2 separate regions of the Homo sapiens genome follow, and region 1 is linked to region 2. A link is an interaction called in ENCODE POLR2A ChIA-PET data of the cell type or tissue named here. Cell type or tissue: PC-9. All regions are shown on one strand. Each heading gives the region's core, and the rest is flanking DNA. Links, peaks and the distances in the headings are about the cores only.

Region 1 (10,707 bases), core at 2,311-7,310, 360 kb before region 2:
CATTCACTTTTCATGGTGGGAGCATACTTTTCACCCGCTTATTTATATATATTCTTGATCCTTAGGAGGTTTTCAGAGGCTTAGTTGAAGTCTGTCTATGGCTTATAGTGGGGCTCTGTTCTTCTGCTTGATTGCTGGTGGTGGAAGGTCTCCTGCTTTACACTGGAGTCATCTTTGCTCTTTCTTCTTTGTAGATCCCAACCTTGATTGACCGGATGCTTGTGTCATCCAACACAAAGACTGGGGCTGCAGGAGCTGAGGCCTTGTCTCTCCTACTGAAGAGGCCCTGGGACCCTGCTGTGGGTGTGCTTTCTCATAACAAACCAGTAAGTTGGATGGCTCAGGACTTAACAATGGTACATAAAAATTTTAGACTCAAGCCTTAGAACCTTGGCAGGAGGATAAATGGCTTCTTTAACTATTTATTATTATTATTATTTTTTGAGACAGAATCTTGCTCTGTTACCCAGGCTAGAGTGCAGTGGCACGATCTCAGCTTACTGCAACCTCCACCTCCTGGGTTCAGGCAATTCTCCTGCCTCAGACTCCTGAGGAGCTGAGATTACAGGCATGCACCACCATGCCCAGCTAATTTTCAGTAGTGACAGGATTTCACCATGTTGGCCAGGCTGGTCTCAAACTCCTAATCTCAGGTGATCCACTTGCCTTGGCCTCCCAAAGTGCTGGGATTGCAGGTGTGAGCCAGCATGACTGGCCAGCTTCTTTAACTATTATTAATAATTTATTTTACATAGTGCTTAACATAATTTCACAAGCAAAGGAGCATTGGTTGGGATGAGAAAGGTATTGGGATACTTGGAATTTCATGAAAGGACACTTCTCACTCACTGGTTTTTGGGTGGGATTCTTCCTCTTTAGAGCAAACTCCCTGGCTCTCCGCTGATTCTCATCGCCTCCTCTGGTCCCTCCAGCTCTGTGTTTCCCACTTCACGCCGCCACCGCTTCTGGCAATCTCAGCTGTCCTGCTTGGGCAAGGTATGTGTGGGGGCAAGAGGAACTCCTTCCTGGCAGGGAATATAGTCTTGGAGGATTGAGGAGAAGAATATGTGGGAGGAGGTCAAAATGGGTAACTTGAATGTGGAGCCTCCTCTAACCCTTCTTTCATGTGGAGCCTCCTCTAATCCTTCTTTCATGTGGAATTCCAAGGTTTTGGGTTTAGGTTAGGTTAAACAGAATTGAAAGATTTGAAACTTACCTCTGCTGGTGTGGGGGCTACTTCTTTCCTTCAGGTCATCCCTGTAGCCACCCATCTGCTGAACAATGGCAGTGGGGTAGGAGTTCTACAGTGTCTCGAGCATATGATTGGGGCAGTGAGAAGCAAAGTGCTGGAGGTGAGAATGCCCGTATTTCAGTACATTGTGGCATACCCAGCATTCTGGGGTTGTTCTGCACCTATCTTTGGCCTCCTGTCTTACTGTCTTCTTTCTCTTCCCATGAAGATTCACAGCCATTTCCCACACAAACCCATTATCTTGATTGGCTGGAACACAGGAGCTTTGGTGGCCTGTCATGTAAGTAATTTCTATCTTATTTGGAGGTTGTCCTGGGATGGAATACCACTAATCATAGCTACCATTGAGTCCTTTACTGTGTGTCAGGCTCTGCGCTAGATACTTTACCTATATAATTACATTTTAAACTGTAGAAGACAAATTTTATTAAAACAATTTTTAATTTATTTTGGAAAACTTTAAGCAGAAACAAAAGCAGGTGTAGTATAATAAACCCCCGGATCCTCACCCAGCTTTACCAGTGATCAACTCTTGGCTGGGCTTGTTTCATCTCACCCTGCTCATTTTCTTTCTCCCCTAGATTGTTTTGAAGAAAATCCCAAATATAATAGCATTTTCACATACACACACACACACACACACACACACACACACACATATGGGTATATATCTGTGGAAAAAAAAAAAAGATCCCTTTTTTTCTCTAAACATAAGTACCATACTGTTCTCCCACCTAAAAAACAACAGTAATTGTAGCTGGCAAATATTAATAGCTCTGGAATTTGATGCTGTGTTCATTTCAGTCTTTTTCCAAGACATCAAGGAATCTTTTCGTATTTTACATATATTTGTATGTCTGTCAGTTTGTGTAAGTGTCCCTCATGTCCAAACCCTTAATTTTGCTTCATGCAGTCCAATCAAGTGTGATAGCTATGAGAGGAAGAAGGTCCCCATAGTCCCTGCTCCCAGGGTGTTAGGCCTTAGCAGTTTGCTCCAAGAAATCTAGGCTGTCTGGTAGCTATCCATTAAGTTCAATAGAGAGAATTTTTTTTCACTTAAGGGTTAATGGCAACATTGTGTTCTCTTGACTATATTTACTATTTGTGGAGAAAAATGGAGCAGGAGGGCTCTAGTTGAGGGGGTTGACAGGGTAGGAATACTGAACCTTCTATCCTATGGTTCAGCCACCTGCTGGGGTCCTCTTAGGGCCCCAGTTCTCTAGGTAGTGGCTGCTTATGGAATGACATACCTTGTGTCTTGTGCTCTTACTGCTGCCATTGTGGCAGAAGATGCACCCGGATATTAGGACAGGAGAGGAAGAGGTGAGACTGTCTGGTGGGTCTGGACCACTCCTGGATTCTGGGTAGGCTGAGGTGCCATGAACTCAGTTGACGTTTAGACAAACTGTTCTGTTATTTACAGGTGTCAGTAATGGAGTATGTCACTGCAGTTGTCTGCCTTGGGTTTCCTCTGCTTACTGTGGATGGCCCCAGAGGGGTAAGAATGTGGTAAAGCTGAGTGCTGGGTCATTGGCAGTGGGAGCGCGAGTGTGCATGCCTTGTCCAAGCTGATGCTGAGGCTGACTGCAGTTGCATGGCTGATCCTCCTTAGTGGAGTTTCTGGGTCAGTGCTTTGTGAATATGAAGAAGCCGATTCTAAAACCTATACCTGTTTTAGGATGTAGATGATCCCCTCTTGGATATGAAGACTCCAGTCCTCTTTGTCATTGGTCAGAATTCCCTTCAATGTCACCCTGAAGCCATGGAGGACTTCCGGGAGAAGATTCGAGCTGAGAACAGCTTGGTGGTGGTTGGGGGAGCTGATGACAATCTCAGGTGGGTGGATTCTCCCAGAGCTGCAAGAGAGCTGTGTTACAGTGTTAGAGATAAGCCTGGAAGCTGGCAATGTAACTACAGACCAGTCTGGTTCAGTTAAAAGACAGCATTAGCCGGGCGCGGTGGCTCACGCCTGTAATCCCAGGACTTTGGGAGGCTGAGGCAGGCGGATCACGAGGTCAGGAGATTGAGACCATCCTGGCTAACACGGTGAAACCCCGTCTCTACTAAAAATACAAAAAATTAGCCAGGCCTGGTGTCGGGCGCCTGTAGTCCCAGCTACTCGGGAGGCTGAGGCAGGAGAATGGTGTGAACCCAGAAGGCGGAGCTTGCAGTGAGCCGAGATCCCGCCACTGCACTCCAGCCTGGGTGACAGAGCAAGACTCTGTCTCAAAAAAAAAAAAAAATTAAAAAAAGACAGCATTAAAAAAACCTTTTTTAATATTTGAAATTTCAGATTTATAAAAAGTTATAACACTAGTACAAAACAATTCCTATATACCCTTCACCTGATTTTCTAAATGTTAAACATCTTACATAGCCAAAGTGTAATTCTCAAAATCAAGAAATTAACATCTACATGATACTGTAATTTACAGACTCATGTTTCATCAGTTGTTTCCCTAATGTCATTTTTCTGGTCCAGCATCCAGCCCAGGATCACACTTGGATTTAGTTGCCATGTCTCCTCAGTCTCCTTTAATTTGATAGAGTTCCTCCATCTTTGTCTTTCACGACCTTGAGCTTTTTTTTTTTTTTTTTTTTTTTTTTTTTTGAGGTGGCGCCTGGCTCTGTCGCCTATGCTGGACTGCAGTGGTGCAATCTCAGCTCACTGCAACCTCCGCCTCCTGAGTTCTGGATAGAGTTGATCTATTAAGCTATAGGTATAGGAATTCTGGAGCGGACTGTCCTGGGCACTGTGCTTGGTTTCTTTACATATGTTATTTTGTTTAATCCCCACAACTCCATGAATGGGATGTTATGATTCCCCATTTTGCAGACACGGAAACAGGTTCGGAGAGGTTGCATTACCTGCCTAAGGCTAACATGGCCCTCCTTCTGGGGCTAGAAAATAAACAACCCAGAAAAGAAATACGTTCTTATTTTCATAGGATGCCGTGCAATGTGTAAGAAGTAAACATGTCATCCTTTTTGTTTCTTAGAATAAGCAAAGCAAAGAAGAAATCAGAAGGGTTGACTCAGAGCATGGTGGACAGATGTATTCAGGTAAACAGTTGTTTTGTGTGCTTTTCTCAGCTAGGCTTGCCTTTCTGTAGCCTTTTAGGTTTGGTCTTATTGGTAGTGGTCTCTTTGGCTCTAAGGCCTCCACTGGGGCCTCTGGTAGGTCTCAGTCATAAGCAAAGAAAAGAAAAATGAGAGTGGTGAATTAATGTAAGCAAAGCATCACGGGGGAGAGTGTTGGAAAAGTGGTGGAATGTGACCACCCCAGAGCTCCCCCTGACAGAGGCACTTGCTGGTCTTCTTGAACCACAGTTGCTCAGAAGCCTGGGATTTGCGCCAGACCTTGTTTGAGTGGGGAAGGACTGGCACATGCGGATGCCAGAGCTGAGGGAGAATCTGTTTTAGTTGGAAAGTATATGAGAGGTTCCCATTCTCCAGATGAGGACTAAAAGGCCTTGGTTGGCTCCTCTCTACACTAGGATGAGATTGTGGACTTTCTGACTGGAGTGCTCACTCGTGCTGAGGGTCACATGGGCTCTGAACCTCGGGATCAGGATGCTGAGAAGAAGAAGAAGCCCCGCGATGTGGCCCGCAGAGACTTGGCCTTTGAAGTCCCTGAGCGGGGCAGTCGACCTGCCTCCCCAGCTGCCAAGCTGCCCGCCTCACCCTCAGGCTCAGAGGTAGTGTGAGCAGGGAGGGAGCGCTTTTGCTGGGGAATCAGCACCACAGAGTTGGTTCCTTAATTTCCTGGGGATGCCTCTGTCTTATTAGTGCCATGGGCCTGTGAGTTCCTACAAGGGGAATTCCAGAGGGACATGCTGACTCATGGTCAGATCCTAGTAACATTGTCTCATCTCTTGACCTTCTCACCTTACTCAGGATCTCTCCAGTGTGTCCAGCAGCCCCACCTCCAGTCCCAAGACCAAAGTGACCACAGTGACCTCTGCCCAGAAGTCCAGTCAGATTGGAAGTTCTCAGCTGCTGAAGAGACATGTGCAGCGGACAGAAGCTGTGCTGACCCACAAACAAGCTCAAGGTATAGGCACTTGGCCAGTGGCTCCTCTTGGGTCTGTCTTCTGTAGTTCATGTCACATGGCAGTTGCACAGTATTGATATCTATGGCTTTTTTCAGGGGGATGTGAGAGGCGCCCTTTCTCACATTTCTGTGCAGGCAAAATTCAAAATTAATTATTGAAATGAATGCCAAGGCCTCTGAGTTAGTGGGGCTTTGTGATCACTAGTTATAGCTTTGTCTTGCTGTTCTGGGGAGGCTAGGCTTTATGAACATGTATATTGGCCTAAACTTTTTTCTACCTTGCCAGCCACTCCTCCAGTCGGGGCTCTCCAATCATATGTATTGGGTGATTGATTTTATTAATCAGATTCTAGGGTAACTCACCTGGCATCATGCCCTTTCTTTGTTTGACCCTTGAAGCGTTAAGATTCTCACACTGAGACTTTCAGTGAAGTTTATCAGGGTTCTCTGCATACAGGTTTCAGATGAAGCTGGGAAGTATTCCTATAGTCGAAAGTAAGAGTTTGGTGAGCTGCGAGTGCTATGAAAGGAGCTATAGAAAAGGGAGAGTTCATTGGGTAGGGAAAGAAGAAACAGTGGTTCTGTCCCCCTTCCCCCACATTGATCCAGTTGGGTGGCCTTGAGGTAAGGCCTCTTGGGCATTGGTGTTTAACGATGTGTCCAGGAGCATGTCACCTGAGCTTTTCAGGAATAGGGGTGCCTGGGAAGAGGCAGCAGCCAGAGCTGGCTGTCTGGCAGACAGACGTGGAGGGGATAGGAGGCTCATCTGTTTACTTTCCCTGTGTTTCTTTTAGTGGAGCCAAATGATCAGAACCGAAACCCAGACCTCTTGTGAGTTTGCTTATAAGAGTAGTACTAACAAGGAGTAGAAGTGTGAGTGGATGGGAGGAGTTGAGAAATGAGGCCAGGCCCCAAGGGTCTGCGCGGATGCTCTGCCATGGATCTTCATGAGTGGTGGCCAGAGCCAAGTCCCGTGTGGACAGTGTGTCTTTACACTTCTGAAGAAGACAGAGCTGGTGGTCTGCTGTGCTTCTGCAGAGGGTGATTAGTTGAGAATCTAAGGAGTTTGGAAGGCTGATTGGCGAGCTGGGTTTGAAATGGGGATCTAGGGTGTCATGGGGGAGAGTAGCAGCTTTAGAACCCTGGCTTAGCAGAGCTGATGGGCAAACGGGGAATACTAATAGCGAACATATATGGAGTCCTTGCTGTGTGCCATGCCTTCTTCATGGCACTCGCATTGCTGTAGTTTGTTGAGTTTTGGCATGGCCCCATGAGGCAGATAGTACTATTCAGTTTTAGATGCTTCTACAGACTGACTCCGTGGCAGAGTCAGGTTGCCATGCAGTAATTTCAGAAGGAGCCCCTATTGGCCATTTTCTACAACCTTTTTTCTTATTCCCTCTCTTTTTCTCCCTTCTCTGGCTGGCTGTGATTCTGTAATTCTTTCTGATTCATTCCAGCACAGTTTGCTGCTTTTCTGAAACAAAATATGCTGGTGAGGAAAGCTCTTCCTCCTGGCACCTCCTCCTGTCTCTTTGGTGAGTATTACTCTTTCTTGCCTGCTCGTCCACTACATTCTGCTCCTCAACCCCTTATTTATTTTCCATCTCTGCCTCTCATCTGCCTCAGTTTGGTTTCCTCCTGTTCTTTTCTCTCTCTTTCTTTGTATTCTTTTGTTTTGCTGACCCCTTTTGCTTACTCTGTAGTCTTTGCCCTTTTTCCATTCTTTTGTTTGCTTCTCATGGTGTTTTCTTTTTTGTCTCTTAGTGTGGTTCTTTCTTTCACTACGGTCTTGGCTCTGCTGCTTTTTTGTATGTCTGTGGCATTGCCTGAGTCTCAGTTTCCTTGTGTGTTTTTCTCCCTGCCTCCTGTCCTGTGTTTATCTGGTGGCTACAAGCCTACCAGCCACATATCAGCATAGAACCTGAAACTCCTTTCCCCTACACCCTCCTTCCTACTCTGATTTTAGCCAGTGCATTTGTCCCCTAAGCAATCCTTCTAGCTGGTTATGTCCTGACTGTTGCCTCATGCCAGGACCCCTCCTCCCTCCTCATGTGACTGCTACCTTCCTCCCCACACCAGTCTTTGCTTCCCTGTGCTACAAGAGGACTAGGGTGGACTTCTGGGTTTAAAGAGGAGGGAATCTTTGAGGAAGCTTGAAAGATAACCTAAGAGTCCAAAAAGCTTGGCTGTATACATGATGAGCCTGTTTGATTCAGTGGAAGTGGAAGCCCATGTGTGAACAGATGGCCTTTGTCTGTACTAGTACACATGACCTGGGGACTAGGTTGTGACATGGGCCAGTGTTGCCCTGTTACTTTTGGGTGGGAGCCGTGAGGTTGCCTGGTTGAGGTACTCTCTCTCCTAGTAGCTACTCATAGCCAGCTTTTAGTCCTGGTGACACTCCTCTTCATTGCCTCCATTTGGCAAGTGGATCCTCAACTGTGGGCTCTTAGGGCAGGGTGGGACTCTTGAGAGCCTTTGGAAAACTCTACTTTTTAGAGAGGACTGGATGACCTGCTCCTCCATGAGTTCTCATAGAATGTTTGATGTCTCCAACTGTGTGATGATGTGGGGAGGGCTTCAGACAGGAAGATGATCACATTTTTTGAGTCTGAGAAGGACTGTTTACTCATTCTGTTGAATCCTCTATTTTTGTTGTTGTTGCCATTGGCCTTGGCTAGGCAGGGTCAGGATGTCTTCTGTCTTTTAATTCCTACCAACTCAGGGCCCCTTCTCTTCCGATTCCAGTGCAGGATGAGGGATGAGAAGGGTGCCATCCTCTAAGAAGGGCAAAGTGGGGTCCCCCACGGACAGGGCCTGAGTGAAGTGGTCCTGAAGCATGGGCAGTCTCCTTTGAGGGGTGGCCCTGTACGTAGAGTGGTTATCCTGTGTGTTCTACATTCTACACATGGCTGTGTTGGTGCTGGTATTGACTGAGTGTCTGTTGGGATTTTTTGGATTGTGGAGGATCTCAACTCAGCTCCATGTCTTAGTTCCCATTTCATCAGAACCACCAGAGGAAGGAGAGAAAGAGGATCTTAGGGTTCAGCTGAAGCGACACCATCCCTCGAGTCCCCTTCCTGGCAGTAAGACCTCCAAACGACCGAAGATCAAGGTGTCCCTTATCTCCCAAGGGGACACAGCTGGAGGGCCTTGTGCTCCTTCCCAAGGAAGTGCTCCAGAAGGTGAGTTTCTCTTGGTACGTTAAATGAGAACTGAGCTCTCTCAGGTACACAGCATTGCCCTTTGGTGGCCATTCACCAGCATGTCAGCCTTTGCTTTATTTTGAGAGATGCCCGGAGCAAAGAAGACATGAGTCTGTACATGTGGGTAAAGTTGGCATGAGTCCATCTGAATGAGGACCAGGCAGGCAGAATATGAGAGGAAGCTGTGCCATCGTTCAAAGCATCCTATATTTTGTTCTTTTTTTGTTGGCTTCAATTAAAGGTACAGAATATTTCAGGAAGTTTAGAAAATAGAAGGAAAAAATAACCCCAACTCTCCCTACTCTAGCATAGTTCATCTTTTTTCATTTTCCAGTTTTCGTCCGTAATATCTTGCATTTAGCCTAAGCTGTGGAACCTGGAAACATAGAGGCCAAATAGGACTGACCAGGGGCCTTGGGGTTTTCTGTTTTGAAGCTGCAGGTGGGAAGCCCATCACCATGACACTGGGGCAGGCTTCAGCAGGGGCCAAGGAGCTCACAGGACTTCTCACCACAGCCAAGTGAGTGTTTATTGGACCATCTGTGTCTATTCCTTTTTTCCCTTCCCTCTGTTTCTGGTTTATTTAGTGCTTTGGAAAATGATGGATTCTGGATTCTTGTCAGTTTTGGAAATGTGACTTACTTCTGATTGGGATCTTTGTCTTGCTTTTGAGTCAACCCAGAGTTCACTTTTACTTAAGACTCCAAATCGTCCCCTGGCTTTTGCTATAAGTCCTGTAAGTAAGGACTTTTAGAAGACTAGAGGCCAGGTACAGAAAGTGGGACAAAGAAGCTGAAGGTTTTTGGTGTATGTCTGCTGCTGAAAGCCTTGCTGGGCCCCACTCTGTACCCTGCCAGTGTTGCTAGGGCTTGCTGTCCTGTGACCTTTGGATAACAGAGCTCCTTCCTTTGTCTCCAGGTCCAGTTCTTCTGAAGGTGGAGTCTCAGCCAGCCCAGTCCCTTCAGTGGTCTCCAGCAGCACTGCACCCAGTGCCTTGCACACACTGCAGAGCCGCCTGGTGGCCACATCTCCTGGCAGCTCCCTCCCAGGTATCTTGTGGCCCAGCATTCTCCCCTTCCAACACAGAATTTTTGGTCTGCTGCTTCTGGGTGGTCCTGGGAAAGCATCCCTGGAGCTAAATCCATAGGATGGGCCTCTGGGTCTTAGAGTGATCATAGAGGCTTGACGTGAAGCTGGAATTAGCTTGGGCAGAGGGATTCCTTGGCCTTGAATAAATGCAGTGAGTAAATGTCCTGGTCTGCAAGTGAGTAAATGTTCCAGTCTACAGGTGCTGTATCCTCTACTGTAAGGAGAAATAGCCGATAGGACATATATGTATAGTCAGCCTTTCTTATCCACAGGAGATTGGTTCTAGGACCCTCACCACTACCAAAATCCATGGATGCTCAAGTCCCTTATATGAAATTATGTCATACCGTTGGAATTCTATATCCACAGGTTTCTATCCGTGGTTGTTTGAATCTGCAAATCTGCTGTGAAGCTCACAGATAATTGAGAGCTGACTGTGGTTTTACTTTGCTGTTTTAAGCACATCTGCCTGAATAAAACTGGAAATGGTGCTACACTGGGCATTAGCAAAATGAGACATTTTTCTGTCTGTGCTTGTCTCTCTCTTTGTCCTACCCACTAACCCTACTTTGAAAGGCCTGTTGCCTGAGCCCAGCAGGGCCAAGGCATTGCAGAAACCCTCTCCTGGCCAGGCATGGTGACTCACACCTGTAATCCCAACACTTTGGGAGGCCGAGGTGGGTGGATCACCTGAGGTCAGGAGTTTGAGACCAGCCTGGCCAATATGGTGAAACCCCGTTTCTACTAAAAATACAAAAAATTAGCCGGGTGTGGTGGTGGGCACCTGTAATCCCAGCTGCTTGGTAGGCTGAGGCAGGAGAATCGCTTGAACCCAGGAGGTGGAGGTTGCAGTGAGCTGAGATTGTGCCATTGCGCTCCAGCCTGGGCAACGAGAGCGAAACTCCGTCTCAAAAAAAAATAAAATAAAATAAACCCTTTTCCTTTAAGAGAACCTTTCTTATTGCTTTGAGGCTACTTCCTTACTGCTTTGATTGTGTGAGGCGAAGTGAAAGTTGGATATTTATAATTCTTTTGGCTTAAAAAGTTCTTCCCTGGAAAGAAAGGAACAAACTTGGATTTCTCAAAATGGTCTAAAATGTATG
Region 2 (5,000 bases), core at 1-5,000:
CAGGTCTATGTCACCTTCGCCGTTAGCTTCTACCTGGTGGCAGGAGCTGGTGGAGCCTCAATCCTGGCCACGGCAGCCAACCTCCTGCGCCACTACCCCACAGAGGAAGAGGAGCAGGCGCTGGAGCTGCTCTCAGAGATGGAAGAGAACGAGCCCTACCCGGCGGAATATGAGGTCATCAACCAGTTCCAGCCACCCCCTGCTTACACACCCTAATGCCAGCCCTGGGCTCTCTTCCTCGGCAGCCCCTCCCTCAACTCTGCAGCTCCTCTCGCACCCAGAGGAGCTCCTTTCCCCAGCAGGCCTCACTGGTAGGATCCTGACCATCTTCTCCAAACCTTCCCCAGGAGAGACTCTGCCTTTAGGGTCATCCAAGTATCCCTGCTCTCAGAACCGGAGGTCCACTGGTTTTCTATAATGTACTCTTTCCCTCCTGCCACATCCTGCCCCCTTCACATTCACGAGTCATTACCAGCCAGGGAAGGTCATCCAAGTTTCCTCCAGCATGGGCGATATCTTTGGGACCGAGACTTTCCTTGGAGAGCTGCTGAGAGCGGACAGTCCCAAAAACAAGTGTCAAAGGGCCCAAGGGAAAGGGGACTGTGCCCTGGAGGCTCACTTCACAGGGATCAGTGTTTGCTCCACAGCTGTAGCTCTGGGCTGACGCCCCCCAGACCCCTTCCTTCTCGGAGTGACCCGCCCCCAGGCCACCTGCTCCGGGGAGTTCTGTGCACTTTACTCTTTGGACTTCTCCTCACGTGTGCCCTGGTTTTATGGGGAGAGGGAATCGCTGTTGGGAAGGCAGAGCAGTTGCAACCCTCTCTGCCCTTGCTTCATGTGGCTGGAGCCCAGGCAAGGAGAGCAGGAGCCAGCGTGAGACTGAGGCCCCCTGGTGCCTATCAAGGACCAGAGTGAAGGGGACTACATCTCCCAGCCCTTCACCTTTTAAATATGAGTGGTTTTAAAAGGAAAAAAATGAAACCAGGCAACAGCAACAATATTCTGTTTTTAAAATAGGGACAAGACTGTTGTCACTTTTTAGACATGTATCCCATTCCTTTTGGCTCTGCAATATTTGGGGCTGTAGCTCCTTCCAAGCCCATGGTAGTCCCTCCCCGAGTCTCTCCCAGTAGAATGCAGCCTCCCTTCCCTGGCCCCTTCCCTCTCAGTGACGGTGACTCCCTGGGGCCTTCTCGTGGAACCCAGAGGGGCTGAGGACTGTGGCCTGGCTGGCGGGCCAGCGTGGTGCTCCTCAGGACTGCAGCACTGAGATGGAACCTGGCCTCAGTTTAGGAACAGGGGCCACAACAGGGCAGGAACCCACCACCCTCCACATAGGAATACAACCAGTGGGGCCACATCATGTGAGGCATCAGACCCACACTGTCAGCCCAGCAGGCCGGGCTGTGTCCTTCAGACCCAGTGCTGCCCTAGACTCTGACTCGGGACTCCAGCTTGCCACGTGCCCTCTCCCCTCTTGAATGTACTCTGGTCTTGCAGTGTGCTGCTGGGACTTTCTTGCTCAGCCATCACTCTGGTCACCTTGTTTGCTCTGGGTCTGGCTGAATTTTCTGCCCTGAGATCTGGGCATAAAGTGGATGAAACTTGAAAGACCTTCAGTGTAGATCCAGATGGCCAACCTGTCCTTGTTAAGTTACTTGCTTCTTGGGAATCAGTGTCCCCTGCTGAGCTGAAAAGGAAATGGATTCCAATCTCTTCCAACCTTTAAGGTGATAGATAGTTTGAGCAAGACTGGAGAATGGACAACACTATGAAGCTGTGGCTAGAAAGGGACTGTCATGTCCCATCCTTTGGCCAGATTGACTGGGGATGTCCGGACAGATGCCTGCATGGGTGGTGAGGGCCACATCTGCACACGAGCCAGTGGCTGCTTGCAGTTCACTGCTGTGATGCCAGAGTGTGTTCAAAGGTGACTCTCCTGCTCTTCTGGACTCTTCTCTCAGGCAAGAAAGGCTGCAGGCTGCCTGCTATGTGATGCCTGAGCACAAAGCCAAGGAACTGAACTAAGTCTTTCTGTTAAGTCCTGAGTTTGTCATTGGCAGGTTTACTTGTGGCCAGCTCTCTCTGCCCTTGGGTGTCTGAGCAGGCAGACCAGAAGACCAGGCACTGGACCTGCATGCCAAAGGGACTGGTCATCTCCTGAGGACCTGTAAATGACCCTGTGGACTGTTCCGCACGATCCGGAACCCACTTTTTATTCACTCCCCATGTCTTTGGCCTTCCTCTTCTTTCTCTTTCCCTCTGCCATCCTGACACTGATAGTTTGTCATATAAATTCCCCGGGTTGTGTTTTTTTTTCTAGAAAAAAATTAAAAGGGAAAACAAAACCAAAAAAACCAGAAACCACGAATAAGAATGGAAATGACAATGGCTGCCTGTCATTTTTCTGTCACGATTTTCCTGATTTGGTTTGTTCCCTTTGTCTCAGAGAAGCAGGAGATGTTGATGAGGCTGTATTTTTTTTTCTTTTTCTTGTTTTTGAGACAAGAGTCTCGCTCTGTCACCCGGGCTGGAGTGTAACGTGGCATGATCTCAGCTCACTGCAACCTCTGCCTCCTGGGTTCAAGCGATTATCCTGCCTCAGCCTCCTGAGTAGCTGGGATTACAGGCATGCGCCACTATGCCCAGATAATTTTTTTGTATTTTTAGTAGAGACAGGGTTTCACCATGTTGGCCAGGCTGGTCTGGAACTCCTAACCTCAGGTTATCCACCCACCTTGGCCTCCCAAAGTGCTGGGATTATAGGCATGAACCACCGTGCCTGGCCAAAGATGTAATTTAAAATAGTTAGAAGGGACTTGGCATGGGCCAGCTCCGTGCATGGCATTTTCACCCCCAGAGCTTCCTAATCCTGTTTTCACACAGGAAGTTTCTAGGTCTTTCTAGAACAGCTAGAAATAGTAGCTGACTCCCGCCCAAGGCCCAACCTTCAAACCCTGAGCTCTTCAGGCTGCATCCTCTGGTGAGCTATAGAGGAGAACGTGGCTCCTAAACTCTAGCCATCCTGTGGGAGGAAATAGACTTCTTTGGGCTGTGGCTTGCAGAACAAACTACACTTTTTTTCCCTCTATTGTTTAAATTTTATTTAATAATTTGTGTGTTTTTCTGTCTTTATTTTCTGTATTTCACGTGTTCCTTCACTCCCTAGAAACTGCACTTTCTTTGAAACCATAGGTAATGAATCTTACTAGGAGAGGCATGGGGATAGAGACAGTTCTGGGAGTGTGACCTGTAAGCCTCCTGTAGGGCAGTGCCAGGCCTTGATTGCCCACGTTCTCTCCGTTCCTTCTTCCTTCATACATTTGATCACACAGCCTACACCCAGCCCCGAGTGTGCATCACGGTAAAAGAGCTGAGGGCTCTCTTCAGGGAGCAGCCCATTTAGGTCTCTTTTGTTGTTGTTAGGGAGAATACACATCTTTCTTGGAAGCTGGGAGTGTGTTCTCATTTCATGTCCATTCAGACAAAGCACCATTAGGCACCATGAAATATACAGTGACGGACAGGACCCTGTCTGCAAGGATTTTATGTCCTTAGTTCAGGAGATGGACTTGTCCACAGAAAGGCAGAGTGAAGTGGGCGGCCGGCTCGGAAAAGTCCTGTGCCCAGAAGGGAGCCAGTTCTGACCTGAGTGATAATGAAAGGCTTCCTGGAGGACGCAGCTTGAGCCACACTTGATGTGGGAGTGAACTGGGATAGGGACACTCCTGCTGAGAGAATGGCAAGAGCAAAAGCACACTGGTGGCCAGGAGGTGGTAAGAGCCGAGGTTAGAAAGGTGAGGGGTGCTCATTTAAGGCACTAACAGCAGAAGGAGCCCAGGAAGGATTTTCAGAAGGGAAGGGAGGGATGCAACCTTATTTTAATGACTGGTGACAGTAGGAAGGGTTCTGCCTGGCCTTAAGTGAGGGTGTTGAAAGTGGGAGACAGGACCTGCCAAAGGGGAAGAGGGCGGTCACAGTCAATCCCAGGGCCCAGTGTCTCAGCCAGGTGCTGGAGTTGGGAATGCGGGAGCCCCAGTCTCTGCCCACCTGTCACGTGGCAGCTGGAAGGTGGCATCAACTGCACAGGCGAAGAGGGGCCCGCACACGAGAAGCCATGGGATGTGAAGGGCCGCAAGGAGAGGACCCTGGGACACAGGAAGAGGTGGTGCATCTGGGGCAGGGCGGCTTTCCCAAGATGACTAGAGAATCTTCAGCTGGCATCTTGCCTGAAATATCCACGCTCTCAGCCACTACACTAATGGAACACAGATGCTATGGGGAGACAGAAGGGAACTGACAAACTTCATGCCCCTGTTTTCAAATAGCCTGCAATCTTACCTCTTCCTCTGCATTTTTTGGGGGGAGTGACATTTTAATGGGAGGCAGGAGGTTTGTGGAGAAGAGAAAATGTTTTTTTTGTGGGGGTGGGTAGAGACAGTCTCACCATGTTGCCCAGGCTGGTCTCAAACTACTGGCTTCAGGCAATCCTTCTGCCTCCCTTCCCAAAGGGTTGGGATTACAGGCTTGAGCCACTGCACCAAGCCTGAAAATGTCGTTTTGAATGAGCCCACCTGAAACGAAGACGCTTCATTAGGGTTACTGGTTTGAGAATTAAGATCAGTTCTGGCCGGGTGCGGTGGCTCACGCCTATTATCCCAGCACTTTGGGAGGCCGAGGTGGGTGGATCACAAGGTCAGGAGATCGAGACCATTCTGGCCAACATGGTGAAACCCCGTCTCTACTAAAAATACAAAAATTAACCAGGCATGGTGGCAGGTGCCTGTAGTCCCAGCTACTCGGGAGGCTGAGGCAGGAGAATCACTTGAACCCGGGAGGCAGAGGTTGCAGTGAGCCGAGATCATGCCACTGGACTCCAGCCTGACAGAGTGAGACTCCATCTCAAACACACACACACACACACACACACACCACACACACACACACAGGTTCCTCACCATAAGCTTTGGGGAAAATTCTTGGCTTTTTTGCTGGGGGAG

What was found. ChIA-PET counts read pairs that join two places held together with the same protein. Peaks named below come from ENCODE experiments on the same cell type or tissue, not always from the same donor. Only the 100,000 strongest peaks of a DNase experiment are listed, where the experiment ranks them.
Region 1: POLR2A ChIA-PET joins it to region 2 with 5 read pairs; 2 of 35 experiments call an interaction of 5 or more read pairs at or near these places.

The regions. Positions count from the first base shown.
Region 1 is chr2:96,603,107-96,613,813 of GRCh38, reverse strand. It overlaps KANSL3 (KAT8 regulatory NSL complex subunit 3), which reads left to right. Exons shown (of 21, transcript NM_001115016.3): 6 at 195-326; 7 at 880-996; 8 at 1,251-1,352; 9 at 1,461-1,532; 10 at 2,676-2,750; 11 at 2,931-3,088; 12 at 4,252-4,315; 13 at 4,750-4,950; 14 at 5,150-5,306; 15 at 8,303-8,494; 16 at 8,951-9,035; 17 at 9,434-9,564. Among named protein-coding and RNA genes, the nearest start is that of KANSL3, 30 kb to the left of the region's middle. RefSeq lists an enhancer at 4,625-5,824. In PC-9, for the core only: no CTCF peak of the experiment used is centred there; a DNase peak (open chromatin) is centred at 5,093; H3K27ac peaks cover 1,802 bases.
Region 2 is chr2:96,249,024-96,254,023 of GRCh38, reverse strand. It overlaps TMEM127 (transmembrane protein 127), which reads left to right. Exons shown (of 4, transcript NM_017849.4): 4 at 1-5,000. The coding sequence ends at 216. Among named protein-coding and RNA genes, the nearest start is that of TMEM127, 14 kb to the left of the region's middle. In PC-9, for the core only: no CTCF peak of the experiment used is centred there; a DNase peak (open chromatin) is centred at 2,133.